2 separate regions of the Homo sapiens genome follow, and region 1 is linked to region 2. A link is a loop called in an ENCODE intact Hi-C map of the cell type or tissue named here. Cell type or tissue: HepG2. All regions are shown on one strand. Each heading gives the region's core, and the rest is flanking DNA. Links, peaks and the distances in the headings are about the cores only. Region 1 has its middle 160 kb from the start of OTOR. Region 2 has its middle 55 kb from the start of OTOR.

Evidence for each region. A loop is a pair of places that touch in the nucleus more often than their neighbours do. Peaks named below come from ENCODE experiments on the same cell type or tissue, not always from the same donor. Only the 100,000 strongest peaks of a DNase experiment are listed, where the experiment ranks them.
Region 1: it touches region 2 in a loop (20-fold over the local background); 2 of 110 quality-filtered maps call a loop at or near these places.

The regions. Positions count from the first base shown.
Region 1 is chr20:16,898,670-16,914,004 of GRCh38, forward strand. No RefSeq gene overlaps it. Among named protein-coding and RNA genes, the nearest start is that of OTOR, 160 kb to the left of the region's middle. In HepG2, for the core only: a CTCF peak has its summit at 6,282 (motif pointing left); no DNase peak of the experiment used is centred there.
Region 2 is chr20:16,796,169-16,811,503 of GRCh38, forward strand. No RefSeq gene overlaps it. Among named protein-coding and RNA genes, the nearest start is that of OTOR, 55 kb to the left of the region's middle. In HepG2, for the core only: CTCF peaks have their summits at 5,950 (motif pointing right) and 7,976 (motif pointing right); DNase peaks (open chromatin) are centred at 5,963 and 8,003; H3K27me3 peaks cover 2,886 bases.

The sequences.
Region 1 (15,335 bases), core at 2,683-10,682, 100 kb after region 2:
TTGTCTGTGGTGTTGGTGGGGCAGTGGTTTAGAGATCATCCACATGCCCACCACGGGACGGATGAAAAACACGATCATGCCGGCTTCTGGGAGCAGAGGCCTGGAGGTGCCTCCAGCCACACAGGGAGCTTACAAATATAATGCTGTGTAAAATGAGACTTATAAGCCCAACTCCATTTATATAAACATAAAAACATTTCTTGCATTTTACAAGAACACATACAAACAAAAGGATGGATGTCAAACCATTAGCATGTTTGCCTATGAGGTGGGATAGGGAAATGAAACTGGCGAAGTAGGACAAGAGGAGATTTAATAAAACAAGACGAGGGTTTTGCACCATCAATAAAGAGAGTTGCCATGAATTCAGGAATATTAGTAAAGAAAAGCAAGATACAGAGATGAGTAAAGGAAATCACATAACAAATGACAGTCCCCAGAGAGCTTCCTGATGTGCCTTCCAGGGCTGGGACCAACACAAAGATGTTGTAGCCTCTGTGGGCTCACGTCCAGGGGAGCAGCATGTCCTTTCGGTGCATGAAAGTCAGCTATGGCTTCTGAAGACCTCATAGCTGAATCTCTGTTCTGATAGCACTAAATTTAGTGCCTTTTTATCTGCCTGCCTCAGGGTGGATCTGCGATCTTTAGGCAATAGCAGAAGAATTTGCCTGCTCTCTATCCTGGAAAATCTATACATAGGCTGGATTATTTACTGGCATCAAAGAAATCTTTGAGGTGGCTCATTTGACTCTTCATTTTATGATAGAAGAGTTGAGGCACCAAGAGGAAAAATAAGGTGAGTGACAGAATGAGACTAGAACGTGACATCTTGATTCCTAGTCAAGGACCATTTCTGAACCCCTGTTGCATAGAGTCACTCAGGGAGCTATTGAGAAACAGGATTCTAGGGCCCCCTGTACCTGAGGTTTGGATTAAATAGGTCTGGGGGAAAGCTCAGGAGCCTGTATTTTCTAAAAGTCCTCTGTTGATACTGAAATGAAGCTGGGTTCAAAAACCACACTCTCCTATCCTCAAATACATCCACAAAGGACAGTAAAGGGAGAGGGTATAATACTGGCCAGTATGTTTAGAACATTTTCAATCTGAGAGGCCAAGGGATTTCTCTTGTGAGAAACATCTACAGGGTACCCCAAACAGGTAGAGAGGTTTTTGGAGGTCCTCTTATTTTAGGGACAGTATAATCCAACTTCCTGGCATCCTGCTCCCCACTCTTTTGCTCCCCAGGTGGGACAAGCCACTTGGTGACAATCAACCGATTTCCACTCTGTTCTTCCTTAGCTAATTAGGTACTGCGCCACTATTGTGATGCATCCTACCCTGGCTACCAGGGAAGATGTACATAAAATGAGATGGGGAACCATCTCTTAAAGTCATCCCAGGCCAGGTGCAGTGGCTCACACCTGTAATCCCAGCACTTTGAGAGGCCCAATCGGGTGGGTCGCTTGAGCCCAAGAGCTTGAGATCAGGCTAGGCAACGTGGTGAGACCTCGCCTCTAGAAAAAAACAAAATGAAAATTAGCTGGGCATGGTGGCATGTGCCTGTAGTCCCAGCTACTCGGGAGATTGAGGTGGGAGGATCACTTGAGCCCAGAAGGTAGAGGCTGCAGTGAGCTGTGATACAGCCACTGCACTCCAGCATGGGTGACACAGAGAGACCCTGTCTCAAAAATTAAATTTAATTTAATTTAATTTAAATTTAAAAACTTAGCTGGGGATGATGGTGTGTGTCTGTAGTCCTAGCTACATGGGAGGCTGAGGCAGGAGGATTGCTTAAGCCCAGGAGGCTGAGGCTGCAGTGAGCTATGGTTGTGCCACTGCACTCTAGCCTGGGTGACAGAGTGAGACCCTGTCAACCCTGTCTCAAAAAAGCCATCCCAGGCCCATGGGGGAGGTAGGGGAATGAATCACTACAACGACAGAGAACTGGAAGACAAGCGGGGACTGAAGAACTGAGATCTGGATTGGCAAAATAGTTTTCCTCAGGTGGCATTTTTATTGCAAACTAAATTTTATGTATTTATTCTTCAATGTTATTTTTTGTCTCCCAAAACTGTATATAACAATTTCACAAGTAACATAAGAATGTCTCAACTTTGAGATTACAAGGTTATTATGGGTATTTTGAAAGCTTAAGATGGTCACTATAGATAAATGACCAGTTTCTAATTTGGTGTTAAAAAGGATTCTCATGAATCATAGTGGATGTCAATTGGATTGTCTGGCTCCAGCTTCTCTTCCTCCTCTCATTACAGCTAACGAGAAGCAGGTGTTTTATACAGCATACCTCTGTCCTTCTGGCCTCAGTTGATTGGTCTAAGGGTGGGCACCTGACCCACGTTGGGCCAGTCAGACCCTTCTCTGTGATTTTTGGACTTCTTAACAAGAAGGATGAGACAATCTTGCTCTACTTTCTGAAGCTGAGGGCTCCTCTGCGTCGGGCACTGTCCTAGACTCTGAGGCTATGGCACTGAATAGAGAAGATGATGTGTCTTCTTTCGTGGTAGGCAGTTAGAATCTGGTAGATGTGGGGAGACAGATAATAAATAAACACACACAAAAAATATAAAACGCATAAAGCACAAAATTGGTCACCCAGGCATCATCATTATAAAAATTGTTTCATTTATAACAATAATAGCAAACACTAGTGAACCTCTATTGAGCACTTACTATGTATGAAACACAATGCTAGTGGCTTTATATGTATTAACTCATTTAATCCTCAAAACCACCCAAGGAAGTGAGTTCTGTAATTAATCCCATTTGGAGGGAGGCTCTTATTTTATCAAGAGGCAATGATGAAAACTATAGAGAAGAGCAGAGGTGAGACTTTAAGTTAATGGTTCCAGATTTTCCTAATGCCCAGCTGTGTTTCTGCCTGTACAGTTACTTATGTTGTTCGTTTTTCTTCATTTCATGAGTTAATAAATTTTCCTCTGTCTTTAAACTTTCCAAACTGAATTTCTGTTATCTGTTACCCCGAACTGCCAAGACACTATGGAAACTTATCAGGATTAATCAAGTGACCTCTACATGCGTGGCAAGGACAGGTGTTAATAAAATGCCAAGGATGAGCTGACATGGACACAGCTCCAGCCCTCGAGAAGCAGCTTGCAATTCAGTAAAGACACTGAGACAGCAGGGACAGAGGCTGCAAGAGGAAAATCAGTGATGTAATTCATCTTCTCTCTTCATTTTGCCCTCCTTTGTGGCAGGCACACCATGCATAGCACACCCCTTATTTGTGCAACCCTGATCATTCTGTGAGCTCTATGACCAAAATGCCGGCTCCCGGACAGTGGGGCCCCAACTGCCCTGACACCTGGTGGGCCCCTGATTCCAGCATCCACCCTACACACAATTTCAGATTAACGAAGAAAAAATTTCGAGGTCTGACTATAGCTGTCAGCTTTCAACTTTTGTTTTACAGCTTGAGTTACCCATAGCTTTTCACTCAAGTGACCCACTGTCTTTTGGGTGTGTGTGGAGTGGTGCAGATGACAGTGGACAACTCAGGAGTACTAACTGCTGTTTTCTTCCTCCTCTGAAAGTCTACCTCAATGCCAAGTGAGTCTACATAGTGGAATGAATGGACAAATAGCCTGTGGAATGGGCAGGATGGCCTACGAATTAGATCTTGGGCTTTGGAGTCAGACTCCAGATGAGACAATTACTAGCTCTATGACCTTGGGGGAATCACTGCCCCATTGCACTCCCCAACTTCCTCCACCTGTAAATGTACATGCTTCCCATGTAACACTGTTTCAAGGATTAAATAAAGGAATGCACTTAAATGCTTAAATAGTGCCTGATACACAGAAAGCACTTCATAAATGGCAGTTATCACTATGCCCATACGAAAGCAGAGTGAATGAATAAGTAGAGCTATATGTACAGTAAAATAAGTCTCAAAAACATAATGTGTAAAAAAAAGCAAAAGAAAGTTGCAACAGGGGCCAGGTGCAGTGGCTCACACCATAATTCTAGTACCTTGGGAGGCCGAGGCAGGAGGATCACTTGAGGCCAGGAGTTTGAGACCAGTCTGGGCAAAAAACTCTGACCCTGTTGCTATAAAAAATAAAAAATAAAAAACAGCCAGTCATGATGGCATGTGCCTGTAGTCCCAGCTACTCAGAAGGCTGAGGTGGAAGGATCACTTGAATCACTTGAGCCCAGGAGTTTGAGATTGCAGTGAGCAAATATTGCAACACCGCACTCCAGCCTGGAAGACAGAGTGAGAACCTGTCTCAAAAATAAAATAAAATAAAATAAAATAAAAAGAAAGACAGGTGCAACAGGATACATAAATACAGTGTGATACAATGTATGTAAAATTTCAAACACAAAATAGTATATGTTGCTAATGTCCATATATCTCTGTATATTACATAAATATAATTGTGTATATAAAGTAGCATTATATAGTGCTATATAGGCATAAGTTGTATATCATGCTACTTTATATATACAATATATCTTTTGTATATGTAAAATATATATATACACACGGCTGGGCGTGGTGGCTCACGCCTGTAATCCCAGCACTTTGGGAGGCCGAGGCGGGTGGATCACGAGTTCAGGAGACCATGCTGGCTAATACGGTGAAACCCCATCTCTACTAAAACTACAAAAAATTAGCGGGGCGTGTTGGCAGGCGCCTGTAGTCCCAGCTACTCGGGAGACTGAGACAGGAGAATGGCGTGAACCTGAGAGGCGGAGCTTGTGGTGAGCTGAGATCGCGCCACTGCACTCCAGCCTGGGTGACAGAGGGAGACCCTGTCTCAAAACAAACAAACAAACAAACTATATAGATATATATATATACACACACACATATATGTACACATATATATACACATATATACGCTTATATATATACATATATATGTATACACACACACAAGTGGGGTGTGTGTGTGTGTGTGTATAGTATATGCAAAGTAGCATGATATACTGCTTATGCCTATATATGTGAGCTACCTCCAAAGGGGCAAGTGACAAAAATGAAGGCTTCTTATACTGCTTATGCCTATATGGCAGTATATTATGCAATTATATACATATATATAATACACACACAGTTGTGGTTTTATATGTGGGTGCTGCATGTGTGTGTGTGTATGTATGTATATTAGAAAGCACAAAACCTTGTAATAGGAAATAGATGTACTACTTTCCAGATAGTAGTTACCTCTGGTGGTGATGGTCTGGTCATGGTAATGGTGTGTGTATGTTCACAGAGAAGTGGTAGTCTGCACGCTTGAAATGTTTCATAATTAAAAATTTTGAAAAATGCATTAAAAAAACTTCCATCTGATAACTAGAAAGCTGCCTTCTTCATCTGTATTCCACTTGGCTACTCGAACTCCCTTTTTGATATGCAAGAGAAGTTGCAATGTGATACCCATCTGAAATGTGAATTTTTAATAAGGATTTGGGAACTGGGATAGTTCCAAATTGGGGTAGTGTGGCTGGAGAGAGAGGGTGAGGTGGGAGAAAGACCAGGAGCCTGGAGACTGGTTTTTATAAATTTACATTGTTCATTTTTATATGATTTGGAGAAAGAAAGAGACTTAGAGGGAGACATCACAGACAGGTTGTGTAATCTTTCTTGGTTCGTGTTCTCAAGTATGAAATCGGAATAATAAATCGTATTTTACGAGGTTGCTGTGAGAAGTAAATAAACACAGAACATGGCACTTGGTAAGCATACCAAATACCTAGTGTTATGACATTCAATTTATATTTGAAGCTTATATGTGACAGACTTCAGGGAGGAAAAGAAATCTATCATTGCCAAGCTGAAAGATGGTTTCTGCAGGAGTCAGAGCACCCAGTGGAATCTCACTCCTCCAAATCAATAGATGCATTCAAAATACCAAAAATAAAACATCAAACGAACTCTTTCCAGTGTGGTTCTGAAACCCAGCACATATTTTCCTACCCTGGGATTTGTCAGAGCTTCATGCATACAGTGCAGGGAGGGAAAGTAGGAAGCTCCTATCACTCTGTTTCCAAGCAAGACTAGGTTGGATGTGGGGAAGGGGTGAGTAGCTCAGCAAAGCTAAGGGAAGGCAATATTTAGGAAAGAAAGTGTTGCAGGTAAAGGAGGGAGATGCTGCAGAGAGAACAGCGAGTATGTGAGGTACCCCCAAAGCAGCAAGTGACAAAAAAGAAGGCTGAATAAGTCCATCCATCTGATGCCATGGATGAAAAAGCTTGGCAACGAACGGGGGTGAGAAGTGGGAGCTCCCTCGTGTGGCAGCTCCATACTGGGGAGACCTCTGAGTCTCCTAATCCAGCTTGTGACTTTAAGGTGAACTGAAAGAAAGATGTAGTCAATCTATCCATCAGGGAACTAATGTAATAAGGAGACTTGAAGACCATAAATGAATCTTCAGTAAGGGGATAGGGTGCTCCTTGCAACTGGAAAAGTCAAAGCTCCTCGATAATGCCAATTCTGCCAATTATTCAGTTCCTGTACTGTTAGACTCTTGTTCTCTATAGACATGGACATTTAAATATATAGTAAAACAATATGTTGCCATTTTGGCTCAAACTTCACCAAAAATCATTTTTGTTGCCGTAATCCCAGTGCTTTGGGAAGCTGAGGCCGAAGGATCACTTGAGGCCAGAAGTTTGAGATCAGTCTGGGCAACATAGTGAGATCCCACCTGTACGCAATATTTAATTTTATTTTTTTGAGACAGAGTCTTGCTCTGTCGCCCAGGCTGGAATGCAGTGGTGTGATCTCAGCTCACTGCAACGTCCGCCTTCGAGGTTCAAGTGATTCTCCTGCCACAACCTCCTGAGTAGCTGGGACTACAGGTATGTGCCACCACGCCTGGCTGTTTTTTCTAAAATATTTAAAATTTTTAAAAAACTTAGCCAGACATGGTGGTGAGCATCTGTAGTCCTAGTTACTTGGGAGGCTGAGGCAGGAAGATCACTGGACCCCAGGAGTTCAAGGCTGCAGTGAGCACTGATCCTACCACTGCACTCTAGCCTGGGCTAGAGAATGAGAGAGACCTCTCTCTCTCTCTCTCTCTCTGTCTCTGTATATGTGTGTGTGTGTGTGTGTGTGTGTGTGTGTGTGTGTGTGTGTGTGTAGTTACTGCTGCTTTTAGCATAGTTACTGCTGCTTTTAGCCACAATAGATGACAAAGGGAATGTTTGTAGACTGTAAGCCAGGAGGCAACTTGATATGGTGAGAAAAGCATGGATTTGATGTCAGATATACCCAGGCACAGTCATTCATTCACTCAGTCAATGAATATTTATAGATTATGTACTATGTGTTGGATTTGCAGCATTTACGTTCTCGTGGAGGAAGGCAGGAATTAGGAAATGAATGGCAAGATGATTTAAGGGTGTGGTGTGTGCTGTGAAGAAAGTAAAGTGAAGTGGTAGAATTCAGAGTGGCTGGGAAGAGTGGGGAGCCTTGGAGTGGACAATTAGGAACGGCTTCCCTGAATGCTGAGTAGCCAGCTGAGTATAGCAAGAGCTCAGGCCCCTGCTGGAGGCAAAGCCCTTGACATATTTAGTAGAGTGAAGGCTGGGGTGGCAGAGGGCTTATGAGTGAGGGTGATATGAGATACTGTCTCAGAAGAAACTTTAAGTACGAGTTTCATTAGTTATATGATCTTATCAAGTTTATCTGCTTTAGGTTCAGTTTGCTAAACATAAGAAGACAATGGTAATACCCACATCAGCGTGTTGTTAGGATTATAAGTACTAAATAAAACATAAAGGGCTTGGTTCAATGTCTGAAATGTAGTTAGTGTTCAATAATGAGAGTTATTGTTATCACTCTATTATTTGGTTCAATTATTTCATCAAGTTTCCCAATAAGTTTGGATTTGTATTGGGCTTTTGGGAATTTGCCAGAGGTTGAGAAGTTAGAAATACTTTGTATTTTTGGAGAATTGAGAAAGCATCTATCTGTTGGAAAGGTTTTCTGGTGACTTAGTATTGTGGGGATCAACAGCAGGATAACCGGATAAATTAATGGTAGGGGCTTAGAAAGGTTGCTGAAACTGAGGATAAATGGTAGAGTCCAGTCTGTATTTCCCTCAAATTCTTTCAATAGGAAACCTTTTTCACCATTCTAGATTGATGTGAACTGGATCATGTCGCTCCTCCGCCCAAAATTCCCCAGTGGCTTCTCATCTCAATAAACTCTGACGTTCTCTCATGGCCCCCAAATCCCTGGGTGATGTAGCCTTCTTCAGCCGTGGGGCCCTTGCTGCTTCTCAAACACACTGAGGACCATTCCACTTCAGGACCTTTGCATGCGCTGTTCCCTCTGCCTCAAAAGCTCTCCCCTACATCCCTGAGTGGTCCACTCCGATTCCTAAAACATGGATTGGATGTTACCTATCCAGAAAGGCCTTCTTCAATCACCACATCGAATAAGACTTCTCCTGTTCTCACCCTGCCTTAGTTTTCTTCAGACTCAATATTACTGCATAAAATGTGATTTCTTTGTCTATTTAGCTATTTACTGCCTCCTTCCATTAGAAAGTTCTCTCCATATGGCAGGGACTGGGTTTTGTTCACTATGGATGCTCCAGCTCCAGGAATGCAGTTAGATTTAGAATAAATATCTGCTCAGTGAATGGATATACAGTCCTCATGGCTGGGAGCTTTTCCCAAAGTCTATAACCAACTTTGTCATTTCTTTACATGCCACTCAGCAAATCTCGTTATTCATTCATTAAACTCTTTTTTTTAAATTTTATTTTTTATTTTTATTTTTGTTATACTTTAAGTTCTAGGGTACATGTGCACAACGTGCAGGTTTGTTACATCTGTATACATGTGCCATGTTGGTGTGCTGCACCCATTAACTCATCATTTACATTAGGTATATCTCCTAATGCTATCCCTCCCCCCTCCCCCCATCCCACGACAGGCCCTGGTGTGTGATGTTCCCCTTCCTGTGTCCAAGTGTTCGCATTGTTCAACTCCCACCTATGAGTGAGAACATGCGGTGTTTGGTTTCTTTTTCCTTGTGATAGATTGCTGAGAATGATGGTTTCCAGCTTCATCCATGTCCCTAGAAAGGACATGAACGCATCCTTTTTTATGGCTGTATAGTATTCCATGGTGTATATGTGCCACATTTTCTTAATCCGGTCTATCATTGATGGACATTTTGGTTGGTTCCAAGTCTTTGCTATTGTGAATAATGCCACAATAAACATATGTGTGCATGTGTCTTTATAGCAGCATGATTTATAATCCTTTGGGTATATATCCAGTAATGGGATGACTGGGTCAGGTGGTATTTCTAGTTCTAGATCCTTGAGGAATTGCCACACTGTCTTCCACAATGGTTGAACTAGTTTACCGTCCCATGAACAGTGTAAAATTGTTCCTATTTCTCCACATCCTCTCCAGCACGTTGTTTCCTGACTTTTTAATGATCGCCATTCTAACTGGTGTGAGATGGTATCTCACTGTGGTTTTGATTTGCATTTCTCTGATGGCCAGTGATGATGAGCATTTTTTCATGTGTTTGTTGCCTGCATAAATGTCTTCTTTTGTGAAGTGTCTGTTCATATCCTCCGCCCACTTTTTGATGGGGTTGTTTGTTTTTTTCTCATAAATTTGTTTGAGTTCTTTGTATGTTCTGGATATTAGCCCTTTGTCAGATGAGCAGATTGCAAAAATTTTCTCCCATTCTGTAGGTTGCCTGTTCACTCTGATGGTAGTTTCTTTTGCTGTGCAGAAGCTCTTTAGTTTAATTAGATCTCATTTGTCAATTTTGGCTTTTGTTGCCATTGCTTTTGGTGTTTTAGACATGAAGTCCTTGCCCATGCCTATGTCCTGAATGGTATTGTCTAGGTTTTCTTCTAGGGTTTTTATGGTTTTAAGTCTAACATTTAAGTCTTAATCCATCTTGAATTAATTTTTGTATAAGGTGTAAGGAAGGGATCCAGTTTCAGTTTTCTACATATGGCTAGCCAGTTTTCCCAGCACCATTTATTGAATAGGGAATCCTTTCCCCATTTCTTGTTTTTGTCAGGTTTGTCAAAGATCAGATGGTTGTAGATGTGTGGTATTATTTCTGAGGGTTCTGTTCTGTTCCATTGGTCTATATCTTTGTTTTGGTACCAGTACCATGCTGTTTTGGTTACTGTAGCCTTGTAGTATAGTTTGAAGTCAGGTAGTGTGATGCCTCCAGCTTTGTTCTTTTGGCTTAGGATTGTCTTGGCAACACAGGCTCTTTTTTGGTTCCATGTGAACTTTAAAGTAGTTTTTTCCAATTCTGTGACGAAAGTCATAGCTTGATGGGGATGACATTGAATCTATAAATTACCTTGGGCAGTATGGCCATTTTCATGATATTGATTCTTCTTATCCATGAACATGGAATGTTCTATTTGTTTGTATCCTCTTTTATTTCGTTGAGCAGTGGTTTGTAGTTCTCCTTGAAGAGGTCCTTCACATCCCTTGTAAGTTGGATTCCTAGGTATTTTATTCTCTTTGAAGCAATTGTGAATGGGAGTTCACTCATGATTTGGCTCTGTGTTTGTTTGTTATTGATGTGTAGGAATGCTTGTGATTTTTGCACATTGATTTTGTATCCTGAGACTTTGCTGAAGTTGCTTATCAGCTTAAGGAGATTTTGCGCTGAGACGATGGGGTTTTCTCGATATACAATCATGTCAACTACAAACAGGGACAATTTGACTTCCTCTTTTCCTAATTGAATACGCTTCATTTCTTTCTCCTGCCTGATTGCCCTGGCCAGAACTTCCAACACTATGTTGAATAGGAGTGGTGAGAGAGGGCATCTCTGTCTTGTGCCAGTTTTCAAAGGGAATGCTTCCAATTTTTGCCCATTCAGTATGATATTGGCTGTGGGTTTGTCATAAATAGCTCTTATTATTTTGAGATATGTCCCATCGATACCTAATTTATTGAGAGTTTTTAGCATGAAGGGCTGTTTAATTTTGTCAAAGGCCTTTTCTGCGTCTACTGAGATAATCATGTGGTTTTTGTCTTTGGTTCTGTTTATATGCTGCATTATGTTTATTGATTTGTGTATGTTGAACCAGCCTTGCATCCCAGGGATGAAGCCCACATGATCATGGTGGATAAGCTTTTTGATGTGCTGCTGGATTCGGTTTGCCAGTATGTTATTGAGGATTTTTGCATCAATGTTCATCAGGGATATTGGTCTAAAATTCTCTTTTTTTATTGTGTCTCTGTCAGGCTTTGGTATCAGGATGATGCTGGCCTCATAAAATGAGTTAGGGAGGATTCCCTCTTTTTCGATTGATTGGAATAGTTTCAGAAGGAATGGTACCAGCTCCTCCTTGTACCTCTCGTAGAATTTGGCTGTGAATCCGTCTGGTCCTGGACTTTTTTTGATGGTAGGCTATTAATTATTGCCTCAATTTCAGAGCCTGTTATTGGTCTATTCAGGGATTCAACTTCTTACTGGCTTAGTCTTGGAAGGGTGTATGTGTCCAGGAATATATCCATTTCTTCTAGATTTTCTAGTTTATTGGCATAGAGGTGTTTATAGTATTTTCTGATAGTAGTTTGTATTTCTTTGGGATTGGTGGTAATATCCCCTTTATCATTTTTTATGGCATCTATTTGATTCTTCTCTCTTTTTGTCTTTATTAGTCTTGTTAGTGGTGTATCAATTTTGTTCATCTTTTCAAAAAACCAGCTCCTGGATTCGTTGAGTTTTTGAAGGTTTTTTTGTGTCTCTATCTCCTTCAGTTCTGCTCTGATCTTAGTTGTTTCTTGCCTTCTGCTAGCTTTTGAATGTATTTGCTCTTGCTTCTCTAGTTCTTTTAATTGTGACGTTAGGTTGTCAATTTTAGATCTTTCCTGCTTTCTTTTGTGGGCATTTAATGCTGTAGATTTCCCTCCACACACTGCTTTAAATGTGTCCCAGAGATTCTGGTACATTGTGTCTTTGTTCTCATTGGTTTCAAAGAACATCTTTATTTCTGCCTTCGTTTCGTTATGTACCCAGTAGTCATTCAGGAGCAGGTGTTCAGTTTCCATGTAGTTGAGCAGTTTTGAGTGAGTTTCTTAATCCTGAGTTGTAGTTTGATTGCACTGTGGTCTGAGAGACAGTTTGTTATAATTTCTGTTCTTTTACATTTGTTGAGGAGTGCTTTACTTCCAACTATGTGGTCAATTTTGGAATAAGTGCAATGTGGTGCTGAGAAGAATGTATATTCTGTTGATTTGGGGTGGAGAGTTCTGTAGATGTCTATTAGGGCTGCTTGGTGCAGAGCTGAGTTCAATTCTTGGATATCCTTGTTAACTTTCTGTCTGTTGATTTGTCTAATGTTGACAGTGGGGTGCTAAAGTCTCCCATTATTATTGTGTGGGAGTCTAAGTCTCTTTGTAGGTCTCTAAGGACTTGCTTTATGAATCTAGGTGCTCCTGTATTGGGTGCATATATATTTAGGATAGTTAGCTCTTCTTGTTGAATTGATCCCTTTACCATTATGTAATAGTCTTCTTTGTCTCTTTTGATTTTTGTTGGTTTAAAGTCTGTTTTATCAGAGACTAGGATTGCAACTCCTGCCTTTTTTTTTGTTTTCCATTTGCTTGGTAGATCTTCCTCCATCCCTTTATTTTGAGCCTATGTGTGTCTCTGCACACGAGATGGGTCTCCTGAATACAGCACACTGATGGGCCTTGACTCTTTATCCAATTTGCCAGTCTGTGTCTTTTAATTGGAGCATTTAGCCCATTTACATTTAAGGTTAATATTGTTATGTGTGAATTTGATCCTGTCATTATAATGTTAGCTGGTTATTTTGGTCATTAGTTGATGCAGTTTCTTCCTAGCATCAATGGTCTTTACAATTTGGCATGTTTTTGCAGTGGCTGGTACCGGTTGTTCCTTTCCATGTTTAGTGCTTCCTTCAGAAGCTCTTGTAGGGCAGGCCTGGTGGTTACAAAATCTCTCAGCATTTGCTTGTCTATAAAGGATTTTATTTCTCCTTCACTTATGAAGTTTAGTTTGGCTGGATATGACATTCTTGGTTGAAAATTCTTTTCTTTAAGAATGTTGAATATTGGCCCCCACTCTCTTCTGGCTTGTAGAGTTTCTGCCAAGAGATCCACTGTTAGTCTTATGGGCTTCCCTTTGTGGGTAACCCGACCTTTTTCTCTCTGGCTACCCTTAACATTTTTTCCTTCATTTCAACTTTGGTGAATCTGACAATTATGTGTTTTGGAGTTGCTCTTCTCGAGGAGTATCTTTGTGGCATTCTCTGTATTTCCTGAATTTGAATGTTGCCCTGCCTTGCTAGGTTGGGGAAGTTCTCCTAGATAATATCCTGCATAGTGTTTTCCAACTTGGTTCCATTCTTCCTGTCAATTTCAGGTACACCAATCAGACATAGATTTGGTCTTTTCATATAGTCCCATATTTCTTGGAGGCTTTGTTCATTTCTTTTTACTCTTTTTTCTCTAAACTTCTCTTCTCGCTTCATTTCATTCATTTGATCTTCAATCACTGATACCCTTTCTTCCAGCTGATTGAATCAGCTACTGAAGCTTGTGCATTTGTCACGTAGTTCTCGTGCCATGGTTTTCACCTCCATCAGGTCATTTAAGGACTTCTCTACACCAGTTATTCTAGTTAGCCATTCGTCTAATCTTTTTTCAAGGTTTTTGGCTTCTTTGCAATGGGTTTGAACTTCCTCCTTTAGCTCGGAGAAGTTTGATCGTCTGAAGCCTTCTTCTCTCAACTTGTCAAAGTCATTCTCCATCAAGCTTTGTTCCATTGCTGGTGAGGAGCTGCGTTCCTTTGGAGGGGGAGAGGCGCTCTGATTTTTAGAATTTTCAGCTTTTCTGCTCTTATTTTCCCCATCTTTGTGGTTTTATCTACCTTTGGTCTTTGATGATGGTGACGTACAGATGGGGTTTTGGTGTGGATGTCCTTTCTGTTTGTTAGTTTTCCTTCTAACAGTCAGGACCCTCAGCTGCAAGTCTGTTGTAGTTTGCTGGAGGTCCACTCCAGACCTGTTTGCCTGGGTATCAGCAGCACAGGCTGCAGAACAGCAATATTGTTGAACAGCAAACGTTGCTGCCTGATCATTCCCCTTGAAGTTTCATCTCAGAGGGGTACCTGGCCATGTGAGGTGTCAGTCTGCCCCTACTGGGGGGTGCCTCCCAGTTAGGCTACTCGGGGGTCAGAGATCCACTTGAGGAGGCAGTCTGACTGTTCTGAGATCTCAAACTCTGTGTTAGGAGAACCACTGCTCTCTTCCAAGCTGTCAGACAGGGACATTTAAGTCTGCAGAGGTTTCTGCTGCCTTTTGTTCAGCTATGCCCTGCCCCCAGCGGTGGAGTCTACAGAGGCAGGTAGGCCTCCTTGAGCTGCGGTGGGCTCCACCCAGTTTGAGCTTCCTGGCCACTTTGTTTACCTACTCAAGCCTCAGCAATCGTGGGCGCCCCTCCCCAAGCCTCGCTGCCACCTTGCAGTTCAATCTCAGACTGCTGTGCTAGCAATGAGCAAGGTTCCATGGGCGTGTGACCCTCCAAGCCAGGCACAGGATATAATCTCCTGGTGCGCCGTTTGCTAAGACCGTTGGAAAAGCGCAGTATTAGGGTTCTAGTGACCCGATTTTCCAGGTGCCATCAGTCACAGCTTCCCTTGGATAGGAAAGGGACTTCCCTGCTCCCTTGTGCCTCCCGGGTGAGGTGATGCCTTGCCCTGCTTTGTCTCATGCTCGGTGGGCTGCACCCACTGTCCTGCACCAACTGTCTGACAAGCCCCAGTGAGATGAACCCAGTACCTCAGTTGGAAATGCAGAAATCACCCGTCTTCTGCATTGCTCACGCTGGGAGCTGTAGACTGGAGCTGTTCCTATTCGGCCATCTTGGAACTGCCCCCATCATTCATTAAACTCTTAAAGATCTTTTGTGTTTATACAGATTTGGCATTTGCTGACCTTAGCTCAAGATGATATTAATGCAGGCAATGATGACGCTGGAGACTGCAGTGAGAGAAGGTGTTACCCCTCATCCGAACTGCCATTGCCAGGTGTTTATTACAAAAAAAAGAATCACCTGAGAAATATGTGAATATACCCTCCTTACATTAAGTTGAAACATTTCCCTTTCATCACAGCTCTCCCCAATCCCCAACCCCTTCAACCCTCCCCAAAACAACCATTTTTTTTTAAAACAGTGTGGATTATAAACTCCCAAATCTTTTTCTGTTCACTTGAACATGTAAAAATTACCTGGAGAAAATGAGTGCTATTTTACATACATGTTATTATATTTGGATTCAAATTTATGTATTATTTTCCAATTTA
Region 2 (15,335 bases), core at 3,717-11,716:
CTATGATCAAATCAGCACTAGGAATTTGTGGTATCTCTGAATTCTAGTTGTAAATTTTTATGAGAGAGACTATCTCATTGATCCAGTTTGGCTCCACTGGTAGACCAGAACCTAAACATCTATGGCTATCCAGGGTGATGGTGGTGGTTACGAATTTGCCTGCTACAAAGAGAGCATACATTTGGGTACCAAACACACACTTCAAAATCCATCTGCTGTGTTTGTGTATATTGCTTAGGTGTATGAATATGCAGTATAGATGGCCCAGATTGATTTGGACAACTCCCAATGTGTTTTCTTGCAATTTGCTGAGCTTATGCGTGATCTATGGGTTGCAGATTGATTTAAAGTTTCTCTGGTGATTTGTGGTGTCAGCATACATAGGTACGCTTGAATATTTAAGCAGTGTCAATATGGGGCAGAGAAAGGCATAATCTACATGATGTTATGGAGCTAATTTTAACTTCCTTTGTTCTACTGAAGACAAAATAGATAATTTTGTTTTTAGAAGATAAAAAAGAGATAAACATAGTTTTAAAATTTTAACTGCTTTATTGAGACGTAGTTGACATACAGTAAAACACATATATTTAATGGATAATTCGATAAATGTTGACACATGCATACATTCATGAAACCATCATTATAATCAAGATCATGAATATATTCATTTCCAAAATTTGTGTTCATTAATCTCTAATAACAATAAAACTCACCCTAATTGTAACAAAATTTTTTATATATTTTAATTTATTTTTCTTTCCTTCTTTAGCAAATGCTATTGAACACTGAGATGAGTAAATGCTTATTTAGTGATAATGTCACTTAATCAAGCAGTATAAATTTAGCCAGAATAAATATTTGAAGTTCGGGGTACATATGCAGGATGTGCAGGTTTGTTACATAGGTAAATGTGTGTCATGGGGGTTTATTGTACTGATTGTTTCTTCACCCAGGTGTTCAGCCTAGTATCCATTAGTTATTTTTCATGATCCTCTCCCTTCTCTCACCCTTTATTTTCCTATAGGCCCTAGTATGTGTTGTTCCCTTCTATGTGTCCATGTGTTCTCATCACTCAGCTCCCACTTATAAGTAAGAACATGACTTATCTGATTTTCTGTTCCTGCCTTCACTTGCCAAGGATAATGGCCTCCAGTTCCATCCGTGTCCCTATCAAGGGCAGGATCTCATTCTTTCTTATGACTACATAGTATTCCATGGTATATATATACCACATTTTCTTTATCCAGTCTATCATTGATGAGCATTCCATGTCTTTGCTATTGTGAATAGCACAGCAATGCACATATGCGTGCATGCGTCTTTATAATAGAACAATTTATAGTCCTTTGGATATATAAGTAATGGGATTTTTGGGTTGACTGGTATTTCTGTCTTTAGGTTTTTGAGGAATCACCACACTGTCTTCCACAATGGTTGAATGAATTTACACTCCCTCCAACAATATATAAGCATTCCTTTTTCTTTACAACCTCACCAGCATGTTATTTTTTGACTTTTTATTAATAGCCATTCTGACTGGTGTGAAATGGTGTCTCACTATGGTTTTGATATGCATTTCTCTAATGACCAGTGATGCTGACCTTTTTTTATATGCTTGTTGGCTGCATGTATGTCTTCCTTTGAAAAGTGTCTGTTCATGTCCTTTGCCCACTGTTTAATGGGGTTGTTTGTTTGTTTCTCATAAATTTAAGTTCCTTATAGATGCTGGATATTAGACCTTTGTCAGATGCATAGTTTGCAAAAATTTTCTTACATTCTGTAGGTTGTCTGTTTACTCTATTGATAGTTTCTTTTGCTGTGCAGAAGCTCTTTAGTTTAATTAGATACCATTTATCAATTTTTGCTTTGCTTTTGGTGTCTTTGTCATAAAATCTTTGCCCATGCCTATGTCCTGAATGGTATTGCCCAGACCCCATTGTCTCAGTCCAAAAGTGTCTTAAGCTGATAAGCAACTCCGGCAAAGTCTCAGGATACAAAATCAATGTGCAAAAATCTCTAGCATTCCTATACCACCAACAGTCAAGACAAGAGCCAAATCACAAATGAACTCGCATTCACAATTGCCACAGAAAGAATAAAACACCAAGGAATATAGCTAACAGGCGAAGTGAAAGATCTCTACAAGAAGAACTACAAACCACTGCTCAAAGAAATCAGAGAGGACACAAACAAATGGAAAAACATTCTATGCTCATGGATAGGAAGAATCAATATTGTTAAAGAATCAATATCATGAAAATGGCCATTATTCTCAAAGCACTTCATAGATTCTGTGCTATTTCCATTAAACTTACTGTTGACATTCTTCACAGAACTGGAAAAATTATTTTAAAATTCATACGGAACCAAATAAGAGCCTGAATAGCCAAGACAATCCTAAGCAAAAAGAACAAAGCTGGAGGCATCATGCTACCCAACTTCAAACTATACTACAGGGCTACAGTAACCAAAACAGCATGGTAGTGGTACAAAAACAGACACATAGACCAATGGAAGAGAATAGAGAACCCAGAGATAACACCACACACCTACAATGATCTGATAACATGAGTAGCAATTCTAAGTAAGGGGACAGAAGGAATAAATAAAAAGCCTGAGAAGTCTGTTAGACCTGATATAAAATAATAAATCAAGAGAATGAAAAATCAATATGGATTTACTGCACAAGCTCATCTGGAATAAAAAAGAAGCAATTAGTGAAAAGAGCCAGTACAGTTTTAAAGAGACAAAACAATGAGAATAATGTGCTCCTCCTTCTAATATAAAAATAAACTGGATAGCTATTAAGATTAGAATAGCATTTCTCTGGTTGGAACCCTGACGAACAGCTCAATAAAAAATAATGAGTCCCAAAAGACACCCTAATTTAAAAAAAATGCTCAAAATAGGATAAAGGAAACATCACAAATCAAGAATGAAGTAGCATAGGGTGAGAAAGCAGATTGTTGTTTCACATTATATGCCCAAATAAAATCTAACCAAAAAGAATTAATGGAAACAAAACAAAAACAACAATTTTGTGATAAACTAGAACAGTATATGACTTTTAGCTGGATTTCAGTGGGAAATGGCTTCTTTAGCTTTAAAGTGATGGAAGAATTTACCACCACTCAGCCTTGCTGCGTTGCTCCGGCTGTGTTGGTCCACTCCGGGCACAACTAACTGATCACAAGGTGTCAGGGACTTTATTTCATCTTAATAAATTGTCTCCTGGCAAGTCTGAATGAACAGATTAGGACCTGATGTCTTAAAACAATGTTTATCATACTGTGATCAGTAAACCAGCTACATCTGAATGTCCTGAGGTAAACTGTTACATAAATAAATAAAAAGACAGAAATGTTTTAAAAAGATAAATTTTTAAGGAATTCTAGATTCTGTCTTAGGTATGTTGAATCATTATCTCTTGGACATACAAAATCAAAATAAGCTCAGGACACTACGCATTTTAACCACATTCTTAACACAATAGCAAGTTTTGAGAATTACTGGCTTGACAGAAGCACTGTTCAGTGGACCAGAAGGAGAGGCTTTAACAGAGATACTAGAACATAGTGGTGGTATCTCTATTGTGCCCTCCTAGGGATGCCCGGAGAAAGGTCCTGGTTTCTCATCAGGACAAGTCAGATTCTCTCTGAGTATGATAAACCTGCCCAGTCCCTGTCTCCCCTGCCTTTCTTTCTGGGTTTACAACCTGCAATTGGCATGGTTTGCTGAAAACCAATGGTTAGAGCGTAAAATAGAAATCTCTGTATATATTTTCTAGAAACAGCCTCCATCATTTGGATAAAAAGTGGTAATCGGCCATTTGTTACCACTGACTTTTGTGAGAAAATTACTGTTGAGTACATCTAGAACAATGAATTGACTTGCTCAATCTTCGTTTAACCTTCCTTCTAAGTTTGAGAGGTTTGAAAGCCAAACACTGTATTTTTCAGATTTCTTTGCCGTTAGAGTTCTGGAAGCAACTTAAGCTTTGTGATTAGATTGACTCACATGATGTTTGGATCATAGGAATGAGGTGAAAGCATCTTCCTGCATACGTGTTGGCTGAATCTGTTGGGAAACAAGGAGATTCTGAAGCATCTTGCCAAAAGACTACTGAGTTTTCTGGCCCCATAGACACCAGTGGCTTCTCGAATTTGGGAGAACTCCAGGGGTGGTCTCTGGGCCGGTAGTTTCCCTGGTGGGTCGCTTCTGCAATGTTCCAACAGCTGATGATTCCTGAAGCCCAGCCCAGAATGTGCTCCTTTAGGTTCAGCAGTGACTTTGTAAATGTCTGTATTAAATCCTTCCCTGCTTAAAATAAGCAGGGTGGGTTCTGTTCTTACCCCAAACTGTAATGGATACAACAATAATCAAGGGTTTGGAGAGTTCATCGTTGAGGTGTCTTGACTGGGTTTTAAATTTGTCAGTGAAACTGACAAATTTTCTTGAAGAAGTGGTAAAAGCTATTAATTTTATTAAATATTGGTCCATAAATATGTATCTTTTAAATTATCTGCATGATGAAATGGGAAGTGTGCAGAGAGCACTTCTGCTGTACACCAAAGTACAACATTCATTCAGAGGAAAAACTCTTGTCTGGTTGTTAGGGTTGTGAGGGTTGTAATCACTTTTTTTTTGGTGGAATGCTATTTTTACTTGAAATAACTGACAGATAAAGTAAGGTTATTCAGATTTGGGTGTTGGGTGTTTTCTAAAAAATAATCAGAATGAATGTGTCATTTCGAGGAAAACCAGTTGGTACTTGGTGAAAAAATACGAACTTTCAAGCAAAAACTAGAATTGTAGGAAATGTGTATTCACCACAGTGAGCTTGACATTTTCTTCACTTAAAGACTTTTCTGATATGATTAGTGATGAAATTACTACACACATTTTTTTTTTTTTTGAGACAGAGTCTCGCTCTGTCGCCCAGGCTGGAGTGCAGTGGCACAATCTCAGCTCACTGCAAGCTCCGCCTCCCGGGTTCACGCCATTCTCCTGCCTCAGCCTCCAGAGTAGCTGGGACTACAGGCGCCCGCCACCACGCCCGGCTTTTTGTGTGTGTGTGTGTGTGTGTGTGTGTGTGTGTGTGTGTGTGTGTGTGTGTATTTTTAGTACAGACGGGGTTTCACTGTGTTAGCCAGGTGGTCTCAATCTCCTGACCTTGTGATCCACCCGCCTTGGCCTCCCAAAGTGCTGGGATTACAGGCGTGAGCCACCGCGCCCGGCCACTAAACACATTTTTGATTGCACAATGTAATGTAGTACGTTAACACTTGGGAGGTCTACATAACTCAGTAGCCCATATTTTCCTGAGAAGTAAGGTTACAAAATCATGCACTGGTAAATATCTATGCAAAGTGGAAGAGAAACCAATAGATTTTAATGTAACTGTGAAGAAAAAGTTCACTGACACATTTGCAGATTTCACAGTGCAGCTCAACTTCAAGAAACTATCACTCGTCAAGTTTTGTTGTAGTATCCAGAAAGAATATCTACAATTATTTGAAAAGGCTATATATTTGTGGAGGTTGAAATTTTCTTCATGTAATCAACAGAAACAACATATTTAGATTTAATGTAGAAGCATATATGAGAACCCAGATGTCTTTTATTAAGCCCTATGCTATAGATATGCAGGATTTTAAGACAATGCATCTTATTGTTTGGAAAGCAACGCTACTTTTAATAATATATGTTATTCACCCTAATATGTAACAGGTTTATTGTTATTTTAATACATAAGAAAATACTAAAATTTTCTGCTTCAATTTGTAATTCTATAAATATCGATAGATATGGCCCATTTGCACAGAAATTCTTTACGGCCCTCGATAATTTTTAACAGTATACAGGGATCTTATGAACAAAAAGCTTGATAACTGCTGTTTTAGAGAACAAGCAAGTCAATACCACCTTCCGCCAGGAGATGCCGCCACTAACACATGTTGCACACTGACGGCTTAAATTTGAGGCTTCAGGGTCTGCAATACACACAGGTGACTTACATCAGTTTAATTTTTCACTTAAGCTAATGGTGAGAAGAAGACAATAGAGAGAGGAAGACCATCTCTAAGTCTTAATACAATTCAAAATGAACTTCTGATCAGACCTAGGCAGGGAAACAAGAAAAACAAAAGAAAGGATGATCTCAAAACTGCAGAGGGGAAACAATCACTGTTTATTGGCACCGCCTGCAGCAGCGAGCGCTGCCCTCTCCGCATCGGACCTCCAGGCTGGAGAGCACCCCTGGATTTCCAGCTATAAATGAGGTCAAGCTTTTTCCGGAAGGAAACTTTTCCACTGCTCTCGTTGCTCTTTACATAAAGAGCAAAATTCCTAGCCACGAACTTCAAGTTACTGTGAGACTTGGCCCTGACCCCAGTCGTACACCCTCCAATGCCCACAGACTGAATCTATTTCACCAAATTTACAGAAGTGGTTCTCTGAGCAATACTTCACAGCCATGGAGCTGTCTTAAACATGATGTCATTTCCCTAGTATCATGAAATATTATATAATATTATTTATGTAGCTTGTTCTCTGGGAAATCTGTTCTGAGAAATTGCGTCATCTCCAAAACGTAGTGCCCAACCACCTGGAATATAATTATGATTATTAGCGGCTAAATATTGTGAAGTCTCTGTTCCTAATTGTCCAGAACCATTAGCAATGCCTTAGAATGTGTATATTTCCCTCCCATATTGATGTCCCCGCACTTGAAAATAATCAATCCCTTCTAATTTACAGTTGCTGTGAAATATGAAATGTAATGATATCACTACCAACTGATATCAGTTCTGGAGCACAGTCATATTCTTTTCTGATTTTTCTTTCTTTGTTTCCTGTTCTTCATGTGAATCCTTTTTGCTGTGCTGATTTGGGCTCACTAATTTTTCCTCTGGATTTTCATTTCTCTGCCTTCTTCAAGGGAATCCCTGTGCCTTCTGCTGATTTCATATCTCCAGCCTTACTCTGGCTAACTCACACTCACTCCCCTCCTACCCACTGCCAGCCGAGAAAGGGTGGTGGCTCTTTCTTCATCTGCAGAAGAGGAATCTCATGTGTGTATGGGAGAGGAAAGTTCAATGCCCTGGTATGGGTCATTCATCAAATTGTCTTCTATCCTGCCTTCCAGAGATCTAGGTAAACTAGCTTGGCCATCAATGCCATGGCTCATCAATGTCCAAGACCCAATCTAAAAGATTGGCTAAGAATTTTGGGAGGCTTATGTTCACAGGGCCTTCTCAGTCTCCAGGCTTCTTATACTTCCAGTCTCTGCTTTGCCCTAGGATGCGTGAAACAACACCCCCTTTGAATTTTGCCTGAAGTCCACTGGCTGAAAGCATTGATGAGCATTGTGCACTTTGTGGGGTCATTTCAGGGGAGTTCAGAAGACAGCAATAGAATCAATTTTGCAATGGAATGGCAAGCAATACTATTTTCCTTTGTCGTCCCTCCCCTCACCTAGTCCCAGCCGCCTTTTGCTTTGCTGGCTGTTTTTATCCATCCTCCCTTGGCTCTCATCTCTTCTCTCATCTCTCCTCATCTTCCTGGATCGGTAAGTCCTCCCTTCTGCAGCTTGGCACCAGCAGGCAGAAGGCTGCAGAAGGGAGGGCAAAAGACTTACTGATCCAGCCTTCAGCAGGCATTTTCTTTTGGAAATTGATATGCTAATTCTAATATTATATGGCGATGCCAAAGACCTGGAACAGCCAGAACACTGAAAAAAGAACAACAAATTTGGAGGGCCAACACTCTCTGATTCCAAGAATTATTATAAATCTGGGTGATCTTTAGAAAACTCTGATGCCCAAGCCACACTGCAGAACCATTAAATTTCCATCTGTAAGTGTGGGGCCCAGCAGCAGGAGTTTTTAAAGCTCCCCGGATTATTCCTCTGTGCAGCCCAAATTTAAAGCTGCCCCAAGCCGGCGTATTTCATTAGTCCTCTAGAGGGCGCCCCAAGCTCGCAACTGACCGAGGAATGGCGCTTGCAACTAAATAGATGGTCACCAGACCTTCTGAAGCTGACTTTATCAGACAATCAGATAATGTGGGGAAAGAAGGAAGAATAAAGAATAGAAACAGCCGAGCGCGGTGGCTTATGCCTGTAGTCCAGCAGTTTGGGAGACTGAGGTGAGAGGATCGCTCGAGGTCAGGAATTCAAGACCAGTTTGGGCAACATAGCAAGACCCTGTTTCTACAAAAAAAAAAAAATTATCTGTGCATGGTGGCATGAGCCTGTAGTCTTAACTGCTAGGAAGGCTGAGGTGGGAGGATTGCTTGAGCCCAGGAGGTCGAGGCTGCAGTTAGCTATGATTCTGCCACTGCATTCCAGCCTGGGCCACAGAGTGAGACTCTGTCTCTAAATATATATATATATAAAATATTTGTATAAAATATATTACTATTATTTTAATATTTTATTTAATATTATTTACTATTTATATGTATTATATATATGTATGACTGATGAACACTACCACTGGCAGTATTATTTTTTTAGTTACATTAAGTATTTGTCATGTAGGGGAATTGAAAACAGTTTAACCGCTTTTGATTCTGTATCAATGGCATCCTTGTATGAAAAGAAACACTAATTCTAAATTAATCTTTGTGGCTAATGGGACTTTAGATTTAGCCTGGCCGTTGGAACCTCATCAGTCTTGGCTCTGGTTTAATCTTCTAAGCAAGCACTTCCACGGTCCTACATGTCCCTTTTGTTTCAGCCGTGCTGGTCTAATCACCTTTTTCCAAACTTGAGGTCCTACTGCCCCCCTAGGTTAAGTGGCACCTCCCTAGGCTGACTTCGACATTCCCCAGCCCTGTCACAGCTCTGGTCTGGATGCTGATTAGGAACTTGTTAACATCTTCCTGGCTCATCGATACCCCCTGTAATTTTGAATTGTTTTATGCCTTGACCGATCAACTAGAGTGTATACTTTGTGAGTCCCAGGACCTCATCTTTAATAATCATGAGTAGTACTTGCATATAGATGGTTGATCCATATTTGCTTGATGAAAATATTTGTTCTGGTTTGATGAGCTTAAAGTGAGTTTGAGAAAAGGGTCCAGTTTTACCATTTTCTCCCTAGGTCTTAGCATCCTGCCTGGAACAGAGAAAGCACTTAACACACCATTGTTGACTGAGATGTATGTGTCCATGTTCAGTACCTACTTGCACAGGAATGTGATTTTCCTTGAGCCTATTCCTTTAGGCTGAATCTTGCTCCCCCTCCCTCTCCTCCTCCTGGCCCTCCCACTTCTCATTTGCTTTTGCGTTCAGCTCTCTTAAAGGAACTACTCTGAATACATAGTATTTCCTCCCTTTATGCTGTGGATTGCCTTCCCTCCCTGCTTCTCCCCTCTTATCCTCCCCATCTTTCCCTTGTCTTTCTTATACATGTGTTTTTTGTTTTTTAAATTAATACATTAAATAAGATTGAGGTAGTGAGGAGTTAAGTAATATTTTAGATATTTGCAACAACTCTAATGCATCTGCATATATCTGTGGTTTTATTGGTGACAAAATCATGGGAATGGCCAGTACTGCTGTGGTTTATCAACCTACACTCAAATTGAACAAAATGTTACATTTCAGTAGAGTTTAGTGAAAATAAAAATGTGCTTCTCCCTCATGAATTCTCTTAATTCTGTTCAGAAACCCATGGTGGCAGGAGAGGTTTGTGATTCCGCAGGTTAAGAACCTCTTTTCTACAAAAATATGACAAACACAAGATTTATATTTAATGGTCAAATGAGTTCCTTTTCTTTCCTTGTTCCCTCCCTCCCTTCCTTCCTTCCTTCTTTCCTTCCTCCCTTCCTCTTTCTATTAAAACCATTTAAATTTTCAGAAAAGTTTCTAAGTTGCTATCTTTAAGTGCAAATTTCTATGGGAAACACCAGAGACTGCTCTCAGTAGTTCTCAAACTTAAGTGTGCATCAGAATCACCTTCAGAGCTTGTTAAACTTCAGATAACAGTTCTCCACTCCCAGCGCTTTGATGCAGCAGGAGCCTGAGAATCTGCATGTCTGACACGTTCCGGTAATGCTGATGTTACTGGTGTGGGATGCCTCTTTGAGAACCACTCCCTTTAAACCTTCAAACTCTCTCACACAGAGCCTGACATTCCGATGTTCTGGTGGTTTGAGTTGCAAGTGACCATCTTGGAAGGAGCATTTGCTGTAGTCAGGGTGGAGCAAGAAGCACCACTGGTGTGTGATCAGGAGGCGACAGGACTGTGGGAGACAAGCTTGGGGCAGACCCCGTGGGCACTGGAGGCACAGCTGATGTGGCAGATGACCAGGGTGTTTTAACCCGCACCCCTGGTCCTGCTGAAAGCATCCCTGTAAGCTTTATAAAATCAATCAAGGAAGAAGGGAACAACGATAAACCAAGCTTGCAGCACACTCAGCACTAATCAGTAGGTCAGCTTGCCTTCTGCCCGGCTTCCTCGTAGTTGTTTTCCTGTTGTCCTAGAATCATGTAAACCCTATCATAAGATTTTAGCTCCTCTTGCCGGGGGCGGTGGCTCACGCCTGTAATCCCAGCACTTTGGGAGGCCAAGGCGGGCAGATCACGAGGTCAGGAGATAGAGACCATCCTGACTAACATGGTGAAACCTGTCTCTATTAAAAATACAAAAATTAGCCGGACGTGGTGGCGGGCACCTGTAGTCCCAGCACTGGGGAAGCTGAGGCAGGAGAATGGCGTGAACCCCGGAGGTGGAGCTTGCAGTGAGCTGACATCATGCCATTGCACTCCAGCCTGGGAAAAAAAAAAAAGATTTTCGCTCCTCTTAACTGCTCTATAGATAACAACAAAAGGTTAAGTTTTCTATTTGAGATATTCTTTCAGGTCCTGCAAACTCGTGAAACTACTGACGCCAATGAATCTGAAGGACCCCACGAGGAGCTGACTCACCAAAGAATGTAGTTTCCACATCCTGATTATTTCACTCCTGTTATCACAACCAAACAGCAACCCCAGTTTTCTAGGCCCTTGCCCCCATAATCCCCTTAAAAACCCCAGCCAAGACCTCCATGGGGAGATGGGTTTGAGGGCCCCCTCCCGTCCCCTGGCCTGGCCTCCCTGCAATCACTGAACTCTTTCTCTGCTGCCATCCCTGCTGTATTGGGCTGTTATGGCACAGCAAGCATCCGTGCCTGCCGATTCTGTAACACCACCTGAGTTTGCCAGTGCCTGTGGCAGTCAGTCCTCAGCATGCTGACATTTTTCAGCATGTGGGGATTTTCCCCTGCACCCCCAGAGGGTGAAATGACACCCCTTGGGGCAGCAGCTGCCAACCCATAGGGTTTGTGGCGATATTCCCCAGCCTTCCAGTTCTGGGTGCAGTCCACACCCTTCCACAGAGCTGGCTTGAGACTCTGTTGCCCATAGCAGTCATCACTCATTAATCTTGCTTCAGTGGCCATTTCCACCCTCCCTGCCTCATTCTCTCCTCTTTCTCTTCCCTCCTGCTTCCTGGAATCACCTTCCAAATAAACCTACTTGTTCCCAAGTGCTTGCCTCAGGAACTGCCTTTCAGGAAACCCAGTCGAAGATGTGTGTTCACATCCTAGCCTGCCACTTCCCTTCTGGGTGACCCTGGGCAATGAAATAAATCTCTTGAGCCCCATTTCCTTGCAGTGCCATAGGACAGCACTTCCATCTCCCAGAGTTATTATGGAGACAGACTGAAATAATATTCAAGAAGAATCCTGGGCTAGTTCCTGGCCCTGCAGTGTAGGTGCTCAGGAGATATTAGTTCCCTCCACCCCTGAGGTTGGTTGCTTTCTGAGAGGAAGAGGGAAGAAGGCAGAGGAAGAAATTAATTTGCTAGATCCATGAAACATGCAGGCAAGGGGTTTGCCTTAGGCACAGTGAGACGGATGAGTGGGCAGATCAAGTCTTCATCCCCAAGAATGCAGCTCTTACTCTTGGAGAGTTCTACTGACTCTAAGTAAAGATGTTCCTGGTGGCCATGGATGCTGTGAGCCATCCTGCTTCTGTTCTTGGATTTACCAATCTTCACCTGCAACACCTCCTCCACAGAATCTATCTGATTTCGGCAGTTGGGTTTTGGATCGAGGGGACTACCTCATTAGCTATATGACAATATTCCTCTTGCCCTTTTCCCTCCATCTCATTTCAGGAAGTGGTTTTGTCTTTTTATTACTTTTAAAAGTTTACAGCAGAAACATTAAAGAGATGGTTGGTGTTCATTGATTAGTTTGAATATGGGGCTCAATTTATTTATGGTTTCATTCTGTAAAATAGGAAGAGAAGTAGAAATGCCTTTGAACTAATTTCAGAATTCTTTGCTCAGCAAACCTTGTCATTCCCAGGCAATAACACAACGTTGCAACAGAATCCAAATGAGAGACACTGATGGGGAGGGGAGATCAATATAGGTTTTCTCTCATTTCTCGACTCACTTTGTTGAGTTTCCTGCAGGCTCTGTCTGTGGAAATACATTTCTAAGTACATTTGCTGCAGGCAGATACATCTAAGGGGCAGAAATAGAGCAAGACGGAGGTAGTAGATATACGAAGAAAAGATGAAATGCAAGAGAAACCAAAGCAAATACAAATTTAGAGTGACAAATTAATTCTTTTGGTACTTAGAAATGATTTTAAAAGTCAGCTTTTAGAAATTCATATTCAAAAGAAAGCATCCTTTGGAAACAATTTTACATGTAATTCGAAGCTGGGAACTGTGGCCTCTGAAGCTGGTCTTCTCCAGCATTCTATCCCACCACTCTCACTCAGCCAAAAGAGCTGGCACAAAGCCGGGCTGCTCATCTTTCCAGCTCCTGGCAGAGCAGTGGAGGATGACAATGGATCACGGAGATCAGGGCCCATTTAAAACAGACAAATAGAATTTGAGATGCAGACCACTAAAAGCTCAAGAGCTGAGGTGAATCAATTCTCCCTTTGATTGGTCATGGCAAGCTGTTTCCTTAACCACAGTAGACTACGGGCTACTTGTGTCCAGAATCATATTTGACACATTGTTATTTTTTGCATAGTACCACTGGGGCTTTGAAAAAGCTTTTTTCTTTTTTTTTTTTGCAAATAGTTTTAACATTCAGATTTTATTGCATGACTCTTTGGTCTTGCATTGTGTGTGTGCACACACGTGCATGCATGTGCATGTGTGTAAGTAAGGTGTCATATATCAAATGCATGCATGTGTGCATGTGTACACACACACAGTATTGGGGTGGAGAGAGAGAGAAATCCTAAACACAGAGCTCAGAAATTTGCATTTAATTCAGCTGGTTAAAGGAGTCACTGAAAGTTTGTGAACAGCAGACTGATAAAGTCAACATTTCCCTTGAAGAAATTTATACTGGTGAAGTAAGGATCAATTGTCTAAGAACTGGTTATGCTGGAGGTTGGTGATTAGTAACAGAAAGAATAGTTTGGAAGTTCTTGAAAATCGGATGGATAAGAGATAAGAAGAAATAACCCAGCAATACCAGCAATAATAACAGACATGAAGTAATGTATGTGAGAGACATTTAAGAAGTGGGATGTTCATGATGTGGCAATTCCATGCGGAAGGGAACGAAAGAAGGAGCCACAGAAATCTCAGAAATGCAATGTATCTGTATTCATCTCTGGGTCAGGACCTCATTAAAAGACAACCCCACCCAGTTATTCCTAATGTTCGATAGAATTTCCAGAGGAAATTCTGCTGCCTTTTCTGATGGCTGTGTCTTCCAGCCACTGCTTTCCTAATATTCTTCCAACTGTCTAACCTGAGCATTCTCACATCCAATAGAACTTCTTCCTTATACGCAATTGGTTTGAGGATTACAAAATTATTTCATAAAGAAGGCAGCCTTTTAATATTGAGTATATTCTGTTTAATAGGGAATTTGGTTTCACTTGGAAGTTCAGCTGAATCATCTCAGAGAGAGAAGATGGCCTCCTCATCTTTAGGATGAAATAAAAGTACTTTAGAACACACAGAAAACCTGAACTCTGGGCCCTCAGGCTCTCCTGGGATGGCAGGACCCAAGAAGAGAAGAGGGTGTCAGTGTGGATGCCTTTGATGGCTGGACATTAATTACTGTGGTTTCTGGAAGCAGTGGGTCCTCAGCAGTCCAGCCTGTGGTCAGTGGGGAAGACACTTGTGAGGAATGGCCTTGTGGTTTTCCTGAGCCAGACTCCTTTCTTATTTTCTTGATGTCATATAAATCAGCTCTGGGTTTTTTATGATCTAATAGAGGGGGCGGGGGAGCCTCAGTTAAGGTCTGATATTGGATATCTCATTGTCTTTGGTGAGCAGAAGCTGGGTGCTCAGCTTAATTTGTTTTAAGGAAAAAAAAACGGAGTGATTCATCTACCAAATATTGTGAACCACAAATACCTGTTTCAGTGATTAAGATGTAGGGCTCTGTACTTTTATTCCGCTGGTTATTCAGAGGTGTCTTCTAGAGCTAATTTAATTAGATTTACCTTGCTGTGAAACTCTCGATGTCAGGGACTTGCTGATGCTGGAGTGGAAATTCACCACTGTTAGTATTGTCAGTGGCCTGGAAAATGTAAGATAGGTTGTGGGTTATTTTTTTGGCCCTTGTTAAAGGTGTATGTGCCTTCAGGATAAGTTCTTTATGAGGCTCACCCGTGATCATTTTGAGCTAGTTATACCATCCAGAAGATTAAAATTGGGCATCCTTCACAGCTGGTGTAGGTCCCGTATTGGGGAAGTTCAAAGTAAGCCAGATAGGACTAGAAACCACTGGAGATGGGGATCAACCCAAGCATGAATCTGAAGCATGTTTCTAGCTATTGCCTAAGTGCAGGTAAGTGAACCACATGTTATCTAATGAAATCTGAATGGCTAAGTCCTAGGACACAACATTCAAAACACTCTAGCCCACCTTCACGCAAGGAAATGTGGCCAGGGCCCACAGGATGAACGTGACTCTAGCCCACCTTCAGGCTGTGGGCACTGGCCATATTTCCTTTATTTTGTATCAGGAATATCTTCCACTTGCTGTCTCCAAGAACATCAGAGGTTGCAAGAATCAAATTTCAGTTTGCCCTATGCCTACTGAAAATTACTTTCTTCTGATAATTTCCCTTTTGTATGTCTTCTGTATCTTTAAACTAGCATCCAATATCTGTAAGTGAAGAAGTGTGTTTTACACTTTTTCATCATCTGTGTAATGTCTGACATGCTTAGGACATTCCTGTTGAATTGATTGAAACACAAAGAGAGTTTGTAAATGTTTGAGAGGCTGTCTTTGCCATCATAAACCCATGGCTTTCAGTGTATAAAGGACTATAATTTCAAGAGCTAATTT